Linked DNA regions of Mus musculus: region 1 is linked to region 2. A link is a loop called in an ENCODE intact Hi-C map of the cell type or tissue named here. Cell type or tissue: heart. All regions are shown on one strand.

What was found. Hi-C counts contacts between places; a loop is a spot of excess contacts. Peaks named below come from ENCODE experiments on the same cell type or tissue, not always from the same donor. Only the 100,000 strongest peaks of a DNase experiment are listed, where the experiment ranks them.
Region 1: it touches region 2 in a loop (2.1-fold over the local background); 2 of 42 quality-filtered maps call a loop at or near these places.

Annotation. Positions count from the first base shown.
Region 1 is chr4:134,962,734-134,970,733 of GRCm38, reverse strand. No RefSeq gene overlaps it. Among named protein-coding and RNA genes, the nearest start is that of Syf2, 36 kb to the right of the region's middle. In heart, a CTCF peak has its summit at 7,538 (motif pointing left); no DNase peak of the experiment used is centred here; H3K4me3 peaks cover 568 bases; H3K27ac peaks cover 1,078 bases; H3K27me3 peaks cover 3,940 bases.
Region 2 is chr4:135,030,962-135,038,961 of GRCm38, reverse strand. No RefSeq gene overlaps it. Among named protein-coding and RNA genes, the nearest start is that of Gm42327, 16 kb to the left of the region's middle. RefSeq lists a cis regulatory region at 195-1,194. In heart, a CTCF peak has its summit at 4,353; a DNase peak (open chromatin) is centred at 6,331; H3K27ac peaks cover 1,011 bases.

The sequences.
Region 1 (8,000 bases), 68 kb after region 2:
GATAGATGGATGGGTGGATGGATGGATAGATGGATGGATGAGCTGGATGGTTGGGTGGATAGATGGATGGGTGGATGGATGGATAGATGGATGGATGGATGGATGGTTGGGTGGATAGATGGATGGGTGGATGGATGGATAGATGGATGGATGGATGGTTGGGTGGATAGATGGATGGGTGGATGGATGGATAGATGGATGGATGAGCTGGCAAATGGGTGGATAGATGAAAGGGTAGGTGATAGGTGGATGAATAAATTAATAGGTAGGTAAGTGGATAGGATTAATGAGTAGTTGGGATAAATGTGCAGATGGGAATGAATGGGTGGCTTTACAGAAAGGCAGATAAACCAGCATGCAGACAGTAAACAGGTCACTTTAAGGAATGGACTCACATGACTGTGAAGACTGATGTGGTAAAATCACAAGTGCCCATCAGCAAGCTAGAAATCCAGGCAGGAGCTGAGGCTGCAGCCTGAGCCAGAACCCCATCCTTTCTGGGAAACCTGAGTTTTGCTCTTGAAGTCTTCAACCTATCAAATGAGGCCCACCCGCCTTACAGAAGGGAACTCCCCTTTCTTAAAGTCAGCTGATAGCAGATCTGAAGGGCACTGGCAAAGTCATGGTGACACCTAGGCTGTGTCATCAAGCAATAGGCCCCCATAGCCTTGCACCCCGATTCCCCCTCATTTGGTTCCCTTGAGATCTCCCCCACTTCCCACCCTCCCACCCTCCCACCCTTAGCCAGAATTAGCCAGAAAGCGTGCCTGGTGGGCTCCACATGGGAGACAGAACAGAAGGAACCAGAAAGAGCTGAAGGTGGACCCCACGATCGGTGCCAAGCAAGCACTTTAGTGAGCTGTACCTCAGCTCTTTTTCACTTTCCATTTTGACATAAGGGCTCACTAAGTTTACCAGGCTGATCATGAACTTGTCATCCTCCTGCCTCAGCCTCCCAGGTAACTGGGACTACAGGCCTATACCACCTTTACAGGCTTCAGAAGGAGTGATTCTTGGGAACCAGAAAGGAGACACGGGTTTGCCCAATTCGACTCTCGAGACCCTGAACACAAAGCCCTGTACCCCAGCCAGGCTGACCTGTCTCTGGGCGCTTGTCTTTTTCAACTCCGTGAATTCCTTGGGAACCCGCTGTCTCTCTTCGACATATTTCTGCAATCTGTATTGTAAATCTGCTTCATTTGAAATTCACAGCTAATGACCTAGCCCTCGCACGCAGGAAACAGAGTGAGGTTCCGGCTTTTAGAGGCCAGGAGCCTACTAGCCAGAACATGACAAGCATTACGAAGTATAGGCCTGCTCTAAAAGCACTTAAGACACAGCCTCTGTCAGAAATTTCCAGAATATCTTCAAATAACATCATTTATCTGCCAAGAGGCCCGAGGGGGCGGGGCGGGGAGGACAGCGGTGGGCAAAGGATAAATGAGCATTTGATCAAATCCATACCTTCAGCTCCCCAGGGAGAGGAGTAGATATGTACTAACCCTTCTCCTCACCCTGCCCACCAGGTCTGTGTTGATGCCTGTGTGGACCTAGGAAGCCCAAGCCCAGCAGAGTTGTGAACTACGGCAGGCGGCCTGTCCCTGTCCACCAGCTCCTGTGGATGACACAGAGACTCCACCTTAATCAGACTCGATGACCCAAGAGGTAATTTGATAAAGCCAGCATCCCTGTTTTGGGGGTTGGCCCATTTAAGTGAAACCCAAAGCCGGCTCTGGGGTAAATTGGACCAAGGAGGAATCGATCAGTTCATCCGCACTTTCTCAGTTTCAATGGAGTCAGGCCTTAACCCGGTTAATTTTTGTTAAACGCATTACCCAGGTACTCTCCTCTTACCAGTCCAATGATTTTGTGTCGCGCCTGAAGGATTGTAATTGGGAACCAGGGCGAAGCCCTCAGCGCAGGGTGATTGAGTACAGACGCTGCAGCCCACGCGGCTGCCACCTGACACTGAGCAGTACCGCCCGTCGGTACACAGCACACCCCTCCTGGACTCTTATCAGGATCGATCGCTGACGATGCAGAACAAGAACACGAGGCAAAAGCATCCCTGACAGGAAGGGAACTCTGGGCTTTTGGACACTGGTTCTGGGATCCTCCCCAAGCCCAGAGACAGTGGGGAACTCTGGCATCCTAGCTCAGTCAGCCATGGGTATTGCTAGTCTGTCCACATCGTGATCATCTCAAGGGTGTGTCCTCCTAACTATTGCACAGAGAACATTGCCCAGCCTTCCCTTATGGTCTCCTCCTAACCTCAGGCCTCGGGACACGCCCAGTGACCTCTCTAGGCCCACTTCCTGCTCCTCTGTGCCCCTATACACTCAGCCCTCTGTGTTCACCAGGCATGTCTGTGTTCTGGTCTCCTCGCCTACTGAGGTGTGGTTGGTCCTCGCTCACAGAGAAGTGAGGACAAAGCCGAGAGACTAGAGGCTTACGGACAGGAAGTGCCTGTTTGGGGCATGTCCCTGAAGTTCGGGCAGTAGAAGCATTATTTCCTAAATATCTATTATTTAGAGGAAGGACCTTGGGAAGTGGTTGCGCGGTGAAGGTCTGTGGACTGCTGGGCTGTTGAGCGGGTTGGTTGTACAGTGGAGTCCTCCCTGGCCTGTCACGTGATGCCCTCTGCTGTACCTGGTGCGAAGGAAAGCCCCGCCCCCAGCTGCCAAGCAGGTGCCAGCGCCACGCTTCTGTGCTTCGCAGCCTCAGAACCTCGAGCTGCTCTTAAAAAACCCCAGTCTCAGGCTTGTGACAGCAACAGAAAACAAAGACAGCCCGCCTGTTTGTGTTAACCATGGTCGTGATAGGAGGCATACAGCCAGTGTTATGGGGCTGGGGAGGTACTGATGAGAGAAAATTGGCACAGATACCTTCAACACAGGTTGGCACCTTTCTTTCTTTCTTTCTTTCTTTCTTTATTTCTTTATTTCCTTTTGTTTTTTTGTTTTTTGTTTTTTTTTATCAGGACAAGGTTTCTCTGTGTAGCTCTAGTTGTCCTGGAACTGGCTCTTTAGACCAGGCTCAGAGATCTCTCAAACTCAGAGATTTGCCTGCCTCTTCTGAGTTCTGGGACTAAAGGTGTGTGCCACCACTGCCTAGAAGTTGGCGTTTTCTTCAAAAGTTAAGTATGTTTTTACTAAAAATCTGGAAATTTTACCCAAGAGAAAGGTAAGCATATGCCCACACAAAGACCTGTATGTGAATATTCATAGCAGTTTTATTCACAAAGTGTCAAAGACAGAAACAATACAGGTATTGATCAAAAGATAAATGGGCAACCAAATGTGGTAGGGTCACACCATGGAATACTATATAGCCATGAAGAAGAATGACACACGGATATAAAGGCAGAGGATGAACCCTTGCCTTATCAGGAGGGTGACTGTCATTGCTGGCATTCAGGTCTGTTAGTTTGCTTTGCCAGGCAGATTGAAAGTCTTCTTTGGAACTGAACAAGCTTGTCCCTGTGAACTGGAGAAGTCTTCAGTCAGTGCAGTGCTAGAGAGACATGTAGCCCAGGAGTGATGCCCAGCATCATCCAAACCCAGCGTGAAGGCTCGCTGCGCAGCTGCGATCCCAGCACTCAGAAGGCAGAGAGAGAAGGATTGGGCTTCAAGACCATCATCAGTTACATGTGAGTTTGAGGCTAGCCTGGACAACCTGAGACCCTGAGGTGGACATTTCTGGTTTCTTTAACAACTCAGATGTGTCATGTGATGTTTTCCTGGATGCTGTCTTGTGAGAGGGCATGTGATGTTTTGCTGAAAACAGACACTTGAAAGGGCGTGTGATGTTTAGAAAGAACATGAATGGGACCCACAGACAGTGAGAAGACGTTCTTGCATTGCTACACCGTGCAATGCTTTGCCGGTCTCACTTCTTCACTGGTCTTCCCTGGCCTTGCAATGCTTTACTGGTCTTCACTGGTCTTCATTTTGTAGAAGGAAATGCGCCAAAGAACTTCTCGTGATTTTCCGGCTGACTCTGGCTGCTTCCCTTGACGTGTGCCAATTCGGCGGAGCCTTGACGTTTCTGCTGGATCAAGCTGCTGCTACTGACTCCTGTTTGGTGTTTGCTATTGAACTGGACTGCTGGTATCCTGACAACGAAGACTTGGATCGCCCCCAAGGAACTAGTTCCAAACAAGTCCACCACACCCTTTTCCTCTTACCCTTCTTTCTCCCCTACCTTAAGAACCCTAAATAAAGTAGGATTAGAAAAAAGCCTGCAAACGCTGCTTCAAAAAAGTCTCCTGACTTAGTAAAGGAGGGCTCTCCTCAGAACCATCTGGGCTGCTTCTACCTTAGAAACTTGGCATCTCTTCTCTTCCTAAGCAGAACCCAAGGCAGGTGCGGCAGCAGGCCCATGCTGTCCTCTGCAGCACCCATGCTGTCCTTTGCAGCACCTACGCTGTCCTTTGCAGCACCCGCACTGTCCTCCGCAGCATCTGATGAGCTCAGTGTGATTCTTAGAACCCAGGCAAAGACGGGAAAGGAGAGATCCGATCTCATAAAATCATCTTCTTACTTCCGCGTCTGCGCGTCTGTCCTCCAAGGTAGGGACTGTCTTTACTCCCATTTTACAGGTGAAAAGACTGAGGCTCAGAGGGCTAAGGTGACCACTCGAGTACTAAATGACAGAGCCACACTTAAACTCAAGGTTTGACTCCAGAATCTGTGTCCTTATCCTACAAGAACGTTACAGAAGAGAGTGGGGTTCCTGATAAATCACTGAGCAATATTTATGTTCCCCCATGAAGGGACTTAAGAACTGACTTAAGAAAAAGGGCCATCCTTAACGATGGGTGCTGGTTCCCAGAGCACTCTGTCCCTGTGCCTCAGGCTCTTAATTTGTACAGAGGGAACAAAAGCCACACAGAGTGCCTCCTGAGACAGGGTTTCAGGAATAACCTGGAATGCAGCAGGAACCCCAAAAGTGTCTATTGGGGTCAATTTGAGACAGGTCTTGACTTGCTTAGGGATTCCTGGATTCCTCAAAGGAGCCAGAGGGTTCATAAGGAAAATAAACAAACTATCCACTCTGGGGATTCTTGTTTGTTTGTTTGTTTGATGGTTTGTTTTGAGAAAGGTTCTCATGTAGCCCAGGATGGCCTAGAGTCTGTGCAGAGCCCAGGGATATGGGACCAGAGAGGGACTGTGACCTGGTAGCTTGGAGAGAAACAGCCATTGTGGTAGTCGATATACCTCTCCTCTTTGTCAATCTAGACTACTGAGCAGAGATGAAAACCACTCACCCAGGTTGTGGTGGACAGGGAACGGGGGCTGAGACCCTGGAGGATCAGGACATTGCCCCTTAGGGAAACAACATAGATTCCCCAGGGGCAGCAGCGGGGAGGTGATGTTGTGAAGTAGCTTTGTTGCTGAGGAAAGCTGGCTTGTCACTGGGCTGGGTGGCTAAGTGTGAACTTTAGGAGGCACGATGACAGGCCAACTGTAGAGTGGTGTGAGTCGTGGAGAGGCAGAGGGTAACACAATACATGTTTAAGCTCCAGTGAGATCCACGCAGCCATCTTTGCGAAGTGGCAGTTGGCTGTTGCCTCTCTGCAAACCGCGCTCGCTGGCAGGAGGAACAGGCCCTTAAGCCTTCCACACATTTCCGGAAGGCAGAAAAATAGCTATCTCAGGAGCCGGTGACAGGAGGAAGATAAATGGACTCCTACAGGAGCCAGAACGCCAATCTCTGCTGATATTCTGAGCCTCACTTTCCTCGACACCACAGCCACTTCCAAGGAGCAAGAGCTGTCAATGTAGTTCTCTGGGCAGGCGATCAGGCCTGGCCTAGACAATCATTTACAGGTTATCTGTGCCTCAGTTTCCTCCTAAGCAAAACAGAGATGATGATAATCCCATCTTCCCCCATGGCTGGTGCAAGAATTCTATTCAAATACCCAAATTTGAAGACCTAGGGATGTAGGTAGCTCTCCTGGTCACCCCACAGTCCCATCCTTGTTCTGCCCAAGGTCTGTGGGTTTTAAGAGGCCAAGTCATCTAAGCTTTGTTATAGCTGGCCAACAGGCTGCACACACACACACACACACACACACACACACACACACCTGCACACACCGATGGGGAAAATGTAGAGGCCTATGTGCACATGTGACAAATGTACTCCATGGAGACTATCCAACAGGTGAGGAACCCTAAAAAGAAACTGAGACGACCGAGTAAGTCTGAATAGAGGCTCTAGCTCAGGGCCAGCAAAATGACTCACCAGATAAAGGAGCTTGCTGCCAAGCTCCCTGAATGAGTCCCGAAAACCAACATGGTGAATGAAGACGAGAGCCAGCTCCATAAACTACAACCTCCTTGTTATCACTGGGAAAGGAAGGAAGCCAGGGACTCCCTCACCCATTGGGATGGGTCTCCAGATGGTTTGCCTTTCTGGCTCCCAGTCATCTGAATAGACTCACCCAGTCCTCAAACTAAAATGCCCCTCCATCCCAGAATCGCAGGCTGTCCGGCTGGGTTCAACCCTCGCAAAGAGCTCTGCCAAACTCTCCCAGGCTCGCTCTCCTGACCATCATCCCATCCTCAACCCCCTTCCCAGGGTCTCTAGGCCTGCTTCTCCTTTGCCTCCATCCAGGCCCCAGGTCTCTCCCACATATATCATGTGGCAAAAAGAAGCTTCAAGCTGGATGAGGTGGCTCACACCTTTAAACCCAGCACTCAGGAGGCAGATCTCTGTGAGTTTGTGTGAGGCCATCCTGGTCTACACAAAGAGTTCTAGGTCAGTCTGGGCTACATAGAAAAACCCTGTTTCAAAAACTTTAATAATAATAATAATAATAATAATAATAAGAAGAAGAAGAAGAAGAAGAAGAAGAAGAAGGGGGAAGGGGGAGGAGGAGGAGGAGGAAGAGGAGGAGGGGGAGGAAGAGGAGGAGGAGGAAGAGGAGGAGGAAGAAGAAGAAAGGAGGAGGAGGAAGAGGAAGGGAAGGGGGAGGAGGAGGGGGAGGGGGAGGAGGAAGCTTCCAGCAATTCATTACCTACAACTGAGAACTTGACCTTGAATTTGGACCTGATGTGGGGGGGGGGGGAGAATTTTCACATAGCCCCGCCCCTCAGTCCACCTCTGGAGACATTTATTAGCTGGTTCCTGTTTGCTGACAGCGCCCATGTATGTCCTGTGCCAGGAAGATGCGCTACTGGGTTCTGAGTCCACACAGATGCTGAGCCAGCAGCGAACCTTGATTTACAGCTGGCAGGGTTGGGGCAAGATGAGCGTTCTCCCAAGTCCCCAAGAACACACGAAAAGCTGGGCTCTTTCATTTTGCAGATGTAAATCATTTCTGTTCCTCAGTCTGCACGCCATGGTGACTTCCTCGCCTACCCTCCACCTCAGTCGCCAAGCTCAGAACCGAGGAGCTACCCAGGAAGTTGAGGTGGGACACGCTGACTGGGAAGCCATGATCCTCTGAAGCAGCAGTGCCAAGGTCCCCAGAGACCTCTACCTCTGCTCCGCTGTTCTTAGCTGGGCGCTCAGCAGCGCCATCTGCAGGCTCCTGGCTCCAATTTGCAGGCTTCGTGGGACAGAAGCCTACTGATACAGCACACTGCCCGCCCACTGGATCCTCCCACCCTGTTGTGACTCTCCCTGGACCCCCTCACGGAGTGCACTCTAACTGCCCCCTCCCCGCACCCACAGAGGCTCTTCGAGAACAGTCCCACAGCTGCCCGTGGCCAGAAAGCTCCAAAGCACTGAGAGGAGGCCTCTGAATGCTCCTTGAGCAAGAAAGTACGCTGCTCTGCCCTAGGCACTCCACCACACTGTCAGGGATGGAGAGCTAGCTCACTGGAGGAACTGAGTTCTATTCCCAGCCGGGATCCCAAGCCAGGTTTGTCACAACCGCCTGTCACTCCAAATCTAGGGGATCTGTCGCCCCTTTTTGGCCTTCAACAGAACCTGCACCCACATGTACCTACCCAGGCACAAATATACATAATTGAAAAGAAAATCTTTAG
Region 2 (8,000 bases):
CCCCACCTGTAAATCCCAGCATGTGGGGTACAGAGACAAGGGATGCCCTGAGCAAACTAGCAAGACCAGCCATATCGGCAAGCCCTGAGTCCACGTGAGAGACTCTTCCACAATATACAATAAGGTGGTGAGCAATCAAGAACGACTCCATGATGTCATGGCTTTCATGTACCTGTGCACACATGTGCACCCCCACCCAAGCAATCATGCATCGATGCCATACACACATTCGCAAGCAAAGAATAAAAAGAAATCTCCCGAGACCCTGAATGAATCCTAAGCTGTCATCTAAGGCAAATGTCCGCTAACAGGCCTTGCTCTGTACTGCAGAGAGCTGGTCCCCAGTGGGGCAGCCACTGGATGACTAATGAGCATTGACTCAGAACACCCTATCCATCACCCCTGATGGAGCCCCTTTCCTTAAAGAACATTAGGGAGCAAATGTATCATCGGTGACTGGAGACCCAATAAAGCAGGCACCTCGAGAAATTTAGTATTCAACTCGTAAAGGCCTTAAAAGCAGTTTTCAATTATGAATGGCCTGGGGGGAGTCGTTCACTCCTCGCCGGGGGAGGAATAAAGATGGAAAATAATAGCATATCAATATCGCTGCGACTTAGCAGGATTAATCTGAGAGAGTTAAGGTCCTTGTTGGTCCCTGTTGCCTACCTGTTCAGGTACACTGGAGAATCCGCGCCAAGGTGACCTTCACCCTGCCACCTGTGGACACGGCCACCTCCCAGTGTGTCCGAACCTCCAGTACCTTCGCTCTCCCTTCACCTCCCCCGGGGCCTCACTCCTGGCTCTGAGCCATCTTCTCCACTGTGGGGTCTCCAAGGGCCAGTCTTCTCTTGTCACTCTGCTCGCTGAGATTAAGGTCTTTATCTTGTGATGGCCATTCGGTCTACATGTGTTTTGACTTAGGACTAGACCCACCCCTCAAAGTGCTTGCAAAAGCCGGGTGTCTACACTATATTATATGTTTCTGCAATTTCTTGTGAATATTAAACTATTCTGCAAGAAGATCTCGTAGTGGGAAATAGAACAGTGGGCGGATGCGTTGCTCTTGTGCTCCCTTTGTGACAGGGCCTAAGCCACCCGGGTGTGGGACAGACATTCGTGACAAAGAGTGGCCATGCTTCTTCCTCCAGCTGGGCCCTCACCTCTTCACCCCACCTGTTAATGGCGTTTGGGAGACAAGAGTGCAGTTACAGTTTAAAAAACCAGTGTAGCAAGTGGCTCACGCCTTTAATCTCAGCACTCTGGAGGCAGAGGCAGGTAGATCTCTGAGCTCAAAGCCAGCCTGGTCTACACAGACAGTTCCAGGACATCCAGGGCTACACAGAGAAACCCCATCTCGAAACCCCCAAACCTCTCAAGAAAAAGAAAATAAGGGGAATGAGTGTAAAACACTCACAGAGTCAGGGGTTTGTTGTTGTTGTTGTTGTTTGTTTTTGTTTTGAGCAATGGGAATGGGTAGGCCTCGGTGGCTTTGATGTCCTAGTGTGATAGACAGAAGGAAGCCATTGTCACCTCCAAAGAGGCACATGACCTAATCCCCAGAACCTAGGAGCAGGGAAAGGGTGATGGCTGTGGGGGAGGAGCAGGGAGAGGGACTAAGGCCAGCCATCAGGTGACCCTGAGATGTGGGGGCACCCTGGATCACCTGGCTAGGTCCAGAGTAGTTGCAGGTCTTCTTGGTAGAAAAGGAAGATATGACAGACAGACAGACAGACAGACAGACAGCTTAAGATACTACACAGCTGGCTTTAAAAAAGGAAGATGGGTCACGAGCCAATGGTTATAAGAAGCTTCTAGAAGTTCAACAACACAAGGAAACATTCTTCCCTATAGCTTCCAAGAGGAGTATAGCCCTACACACATTATGATTGTTTTAGCCCAGGGAAGTCCAAAGAGATATGTCTCTATAATATGCATAGACAGACAAACAGACAGACAGACAGAGTACAGCTGTCAGGTAGGTGCTGTGTGCCAAGGCATTCCAAACAGTGGGATGTCTACATTCCAAGGCAGCTGCCTCACCAAGGACCAAGTATGTAGACACATGGGTCTGTAGGGGACATTTCACACTCAAATAGTAACAATCACTATACTTAAGAGAGCAACAAGCTACCTACTGCGCTAACGAGGCATCGAAATAATTACCATGATTACTTCAGATTAAATCATGCATGTGGGAGGAGGTATGGGATGTGGAACAGTCAGAGGGTGTACGGAGACAGGGATAAAATCTGGAGTGTAAAAAAAAAAAAAAAGATTAAATAAAATTGAAAAATAAAAAGAATCATTTAAAAAAACATACATGTACGTCTATCAATTCCTGAGTGGGTAGTAAACAAACGCTCTTCCAAGGTCTGAGTTTGCTTTCTGGTGTTGTGATAAAGAGCATGCTCAGAAGCAACTTGGAGAGGAAAGGATTTATCAGCCTACAGCTTACGTCATGGAGGGAGCTTGGGGCAAGAACCCGGAGGCAAGAACTGAAGCAGAAGCCGTGGAGGACGCTTCACGCTGCTCACTGGCTTGCTCCCCTTGCATTTTCAGTCTGCTTTCTTATACACGGCAAGGCCAGCAGCCTGAGGGTGGCAGTGCCACGGAGGGATGGGCTGTCCCTCCCGGGTCAACCTTTAGTCAAGACAATGCCCCGCCCCCAGACTTGCCTATGGGAAGTCTCACTGAAACATGTTCTCAGTTGATTTTCCCTCTTCTCTGATAACTTTGGCCTTTTTGTCAAGTTAACAAAATATTAACCAAGACATTCCCGGGCCTTGCTTTGACGTGCCTGTTTGACACTTCAGCATTGCCTCCCCTCCTGTTATAAATGGGAAACAGGAGCTCCTAGGGATTAAGAGGCCTTGCCGAGTCCAGGGCCAGAAGAGTGTCAGATCCACTGAAGCTGAACTTACAGGCAGTAAGTTACAGAAATGGATGCTGGGAACCAAGCTGAGGTCCTCTGTGGAGCAGCAAGGACTCCTCACCCCTGAGCCCTCTCTCCAGGCCCCGTGGAAAGCTTTCTAAAAGTTCCCACTGTATCCCACCCCCACCCCGAGCATCTGTAAAGCTTCCTGGATGGTCTGAGTGCTGGCGTGTGGCATGGGTGACAGATGCAGCAGCTGAGAAGAGTCAGAAGCAGTGAGGAGACACAGTGGTTCCCAGGGAATGGAGACACTGTGCAGGGTGTTCTGCAGTCCAGGTGTTAGTGGAAAAAAAATCAGAGCACCATGATCTTCCCAGGATCTTGGGGGGGGGGGGTCTGCTATTCCAACTCCCAGATAGCACCCAAGGAGGCAGGTATAAAGGCTGGCTAGTGTATGGCATGCGGGACAGCTTCACTGAGCTTCCTGAGGGTGAGTGAGAGGTCAAGGGAGAGGGAGCCATCACTACAGATACCATAGCCGTTAAAATACTTTTAAATGGATAATCTGACAATGCCTAAAGTTGTACCTTAATGAAATTTGATCTTTTAGATGAATTGAAAAGAATTTGAGCTCATCCAGTATAATAAAGAACATAGATAGTTCTGTATATATTGAGGAAACATATCTGTCCTGGTGAGGTTTTACAGTCAACTTGACACAGCCTAGAGTCATCTGGGAAGAAGAAACTTCAACTGAAGAATTGCTTTGATCAGACTGGCCTGTGGCCTCTCTGTGAGAGAGTAATTACATTGACTGGTGACTGATGTGGGAGGGGCCACGCCACTCTGGGTGGCACCACCCCTAAGCGGATCAGTCTGTGTTGTTGAAGAAAGCTGAGTGCCAGACAGAGGACCAGCCAGTAACCATTCTTATTCTTCAGTGGCTAAAACCATTTATCAGGCACTGATTATCACTTTCATGTAAGTCACTCTACTTTTTTTTATTTGTTTAACATTTTATTGATTCTTTATGAATTTTACATCATGCACCGCAATCCCACTCATCTCCCCCCATGTCTGCCTTCTGCTTTGCAACCTCCCTCCCCAAAAGAAAACAAAAAAAATTTTAAAGATTAAAGGAAAAAAAAACCACTCACCATGGAATCTGCAGGTGTCACACAGTATACCCTTTTTCTGTGTGACCTTATGTCCCACAGTGTAACTTTTTTCCCAAACAGCTTTACTTGCAAATGCTCATTGCCGTGAGTCTTTGGTCTGGTTAGAGGACTGACCTGTGTCTTTTAGCCAGGCAGAGAAAGGCCAGAAAGTCAGAAGATCGAGGTCATGCCCCTTTAAGGACAAGCCCTATAGTCCCTTGAGAACTGACACAGAGATAATCTAGGCCAAGGTGATCCAGACCCAGAGTCCTTACAAAGACGCCATAGGAGAAAGGCGTCTGCACCTGGCACCACCAGCCCCCACAGCCAGGGGGCGCTGTGCTAGATTCGTCAGGCCAGGCTAGTAACAGAGGCTCTGATGCTGATGCTGATGCTGCAGTCCACATCCTGCTCACGGGAACCTGAATGCTCATAGCAAGCTGTATGGAACCATGATCTCTGATGTACCAAGGAGGAAAGGCTGGAAGAGCCCGGAGGAGCAGCAGATTCTCCTACTGTGGCAAGCGGCTCATAGCTGGAAGACCTGCGGTCTTTGAACCTGTCTCTGAATGAGGCTTAGGCAGGTCTTCTGTGTCCCGGATGGTTTCAGAACAGACTGACCAACACCTCGCTACACAGAATAACAATCTCCAAGGTGGCCCGTCTTTTAACTTTGGAAAAGATGTGCGCAAGTGATTTGCATATTCTGGTACATTCAATTTTCATATATTTGCATATTTATTTGTACCACTATTATGAAATGCTTAATTGGTTGGTACCTCTCAGTTAACTCTACCGAAATGAGGCAGGAATGACCCGTTATCCCCTGGGACACACTGAGCTCCTGAGGAAAAGGAAGGTAGGAAGTCAGATGCAGGCATCAGGAAGTAAGATGCTCGAGGCGCGGAGGGCTCAGGTCATGAGTCTAGGAGAACAATGACTTAGAGAAGCTGGGAAAGGAATGAACACAGATAGACAGACACACAGACACACAGACACACAGACACACAGACACACAGACACACAGACACACCTCTAGGAAGAACACCACTCAACCCACATTTTGATTTTAGCCCAGGAAAACCTGTGACTCTCAGAACGTTGAGACAACAAATGTCTGTGGGGTGAAGCCAGTAGTGGATAGTAATGGGCGCGGCAGAGGACAGGGCAAGAGTCCCCATCACACGGGGCTGAGTCCGCTGCAGCAGCCCAGTGGGCAATGAGTGAGGGAATGAACCCTGGGGGCCGTGAGCAGACCTGGCATGGAGCCCAGGGGCTCTCAGTCTGGGGGACCTAACCGGTCTCAGCTCCACTGGCGTGAGATTCTCTGGGCCTCAGCAGCCCCATCAAAGGCTTGGACTCTGCCTGCGAGGGCTTTCGCAGTCCTGGGTGCTTGATCTGCCCTCAGGCCTGCCTTGACCTTGACCCTGACCCTTGTTTACTTCAGCAGAGACTGACCTTGGCTTCTAGCAAACCTCCAAGGCAGGCTCTGGGCTGGGACAGGTGACAGAGCCGTGCCCAGATGACTACCGCACGCCCTGCCACAGGTGACTGCTAGTGTCCCTGACCTTTCTGTCTCCCCTCAACCCCTCTGCCCACCTACTCACACAGCAGAGCCTACTTTCCCAGGGGGTCTAACCGCAGAAATGAAGGGGTCTCAGACAGATCAGAGGCGGATCCTTGATCTCACTCAAGGAAACCTGACTTTCTCCTCCCTCCCACTCCCTGCCTATCCATAAGCCCAGGTTTAGCAGGCTGCTATGCCCCCCTTTGTTATCTGCTCCTCAATTCCACCTCTTACACCCTGTAGATTGACCTACATTCTCTCCTAAGGCCACAGAAACCATCACATACCTCCAAAAAGACACATCAGGGTTTCCTTTATTATAGAGACGGACCAGCTCCCTAAAGCACTCCAATTCCACACAAGGAAGTGACTTTAGAAAAGGAGGAGCAAAAAGAGGAAGAAGGAAGGAAGGAAGGAAGGAAGGAAGGAAGGAAGGAAGGAGGGAGGGAGGGAGGGAGGGAGGGAGGGAGGGAGGGAGGGAGGGAGGGAGGGAAGGAAGGAAGGAAGGAAAGAAAGAAAGATTGATTGATTCAATGCACAGAGAGGATGCACATTTTCCTAAAGGTCACAAGACAAAGGCACACCTCGTGTTTCCCATCTTTACCAGAACCCCTCCCCAGCATCCCTACTGCTGCCTGGCAACTTCCTCCAGCGACCTGAAGGACAGGGAGAGCAGCCAGGCTTCTATAGTCACGTCCAAGACCACAGTGATGCTATTCTTTCCTCGAGTGAGCCCCGCCCATCCAGCGCTAGATTTAGCCATTTAATGCAGCCGAACCTGCCCCCAGCCCTGCCTCTGAGATTAGCTCCGCAGCTTTGAACACCTGCCCAGAGACACTCAGCTTAAAACACCGGGAAACAGAACAGAAAAGAGAAAGAAAAAAAAATAGAAAGAGAGAGAGAGAAAAAAAAACCATCGACCACATTTAATGGAGCCGTCAGCGAGTGGGTCTGACCCGTCCATTATGCGGCCCTGCCCGCCTGGGGAGCCCAGCCACGCGGCCTGACCACAGCATTAGACGACATCAGCCCACAGGCCAGGCTGGGAAAGAGCCGCCCTCAGCCTGAGCCTGGGGGCTGGCCACGACTCCTCAAGGCTCAGGTCCTTGGGGATTCTCTGTGCCACAGGCCACAGGGCCGCAGGCCACACCGGATATGACTCCCTCTTCCTCACTCAGGACCCCAACTCAAGGATGGGATCTCCTAGGTCTGGTCCTGGAGCATGGCATCTGAGGGGCACCCTGAGACCCTGCCCACACAGGGCGTTCACTGCTAATGTCTGGGAGCCGTCCTTTTAGCTTCTTTCAGCTGTTTAGAAATGTGTCCCTCTCCGAGGTGGATTAGTTAATTGTGCTTTGAGACAGATACCTACCTGTGAGACTTCTATCTCAGTTTCAAAAACAAAACAAAACAAAACACCTAGGGCTAGAGGGAAAAAGAAAAAGAAAGAACAACAACAACACTATTATTATTATTAATTATTTGAGTCTCACTATGTACCTCTGGCTGGGCTGGAACTCACTATGTAAACCAAGCTGACCTTGAAATCACAGAGATCCCCACCTGCCTCTGCCTCCTGACTGCTGGGGCTAAAGGCATGTGCCGTCATACCTGCCTGGGAAGAAAAAATATTTTTATACATAGCTGATGTAGGAAGCCCTTTTCTAGACATAAGATGAAACCTAATATATAGTGAGAGAAAGTTAAAAAAAAATAGGTTTTGCCATACACATACACACACACACACACTCACACACACAGAGCTTGAAAGCATGCTATAGGAAACAGGTTAAATCAATAGAGTTGTGCGGGTGGGAACATGTCTGCAGCGAGTTCTGTCACTACAGGAGAAGAGTGTTTTGACTTCTCAGGGAAAGTCACTGGGGTCTGTCCAGCCGTCAGCCAAAAATTCAGTAGTGACAGGGCTGAGTTCTTGCAGGTTCTCCAGAGTTTATGCTGTCAGGCTCAGGCCACACCACTTCCTATTCTTGTCTTGGTGACAGGAATAAGATGAAGAGTGGGGAGTGCTTAGCATAGAGCAGGGGCTGTGGCCAGGCTCCTCAGTGGGAGCCTCCACAGGGTAGAAAGCATGCCTCCAGCAAGTGTTATTTGCTAGTACATGGTTTGTAACCAAATGAACCCCTAGGAACTTCGCAGAATAAAGGATATTCTTTGAAGGTTAAAAAAAAAAGAAATCCCTAACATCCAAGGTAGGAGACAGCATTGTCTTGCAAAATGTGTACCCAGGACAGTCATTGCAAACAAATAAGGAGAGAGGGAGCTGGTGTGTGAGGAAAGGGGATGTTGGTCTGGTCTCCCACCTCTTGAGAGTTGAGGGCTAGCCAATCCTCTGAGAAGTCCTGCTTGCCCAGCTGGGGTTTCTTCAGTCCACTCACAGATG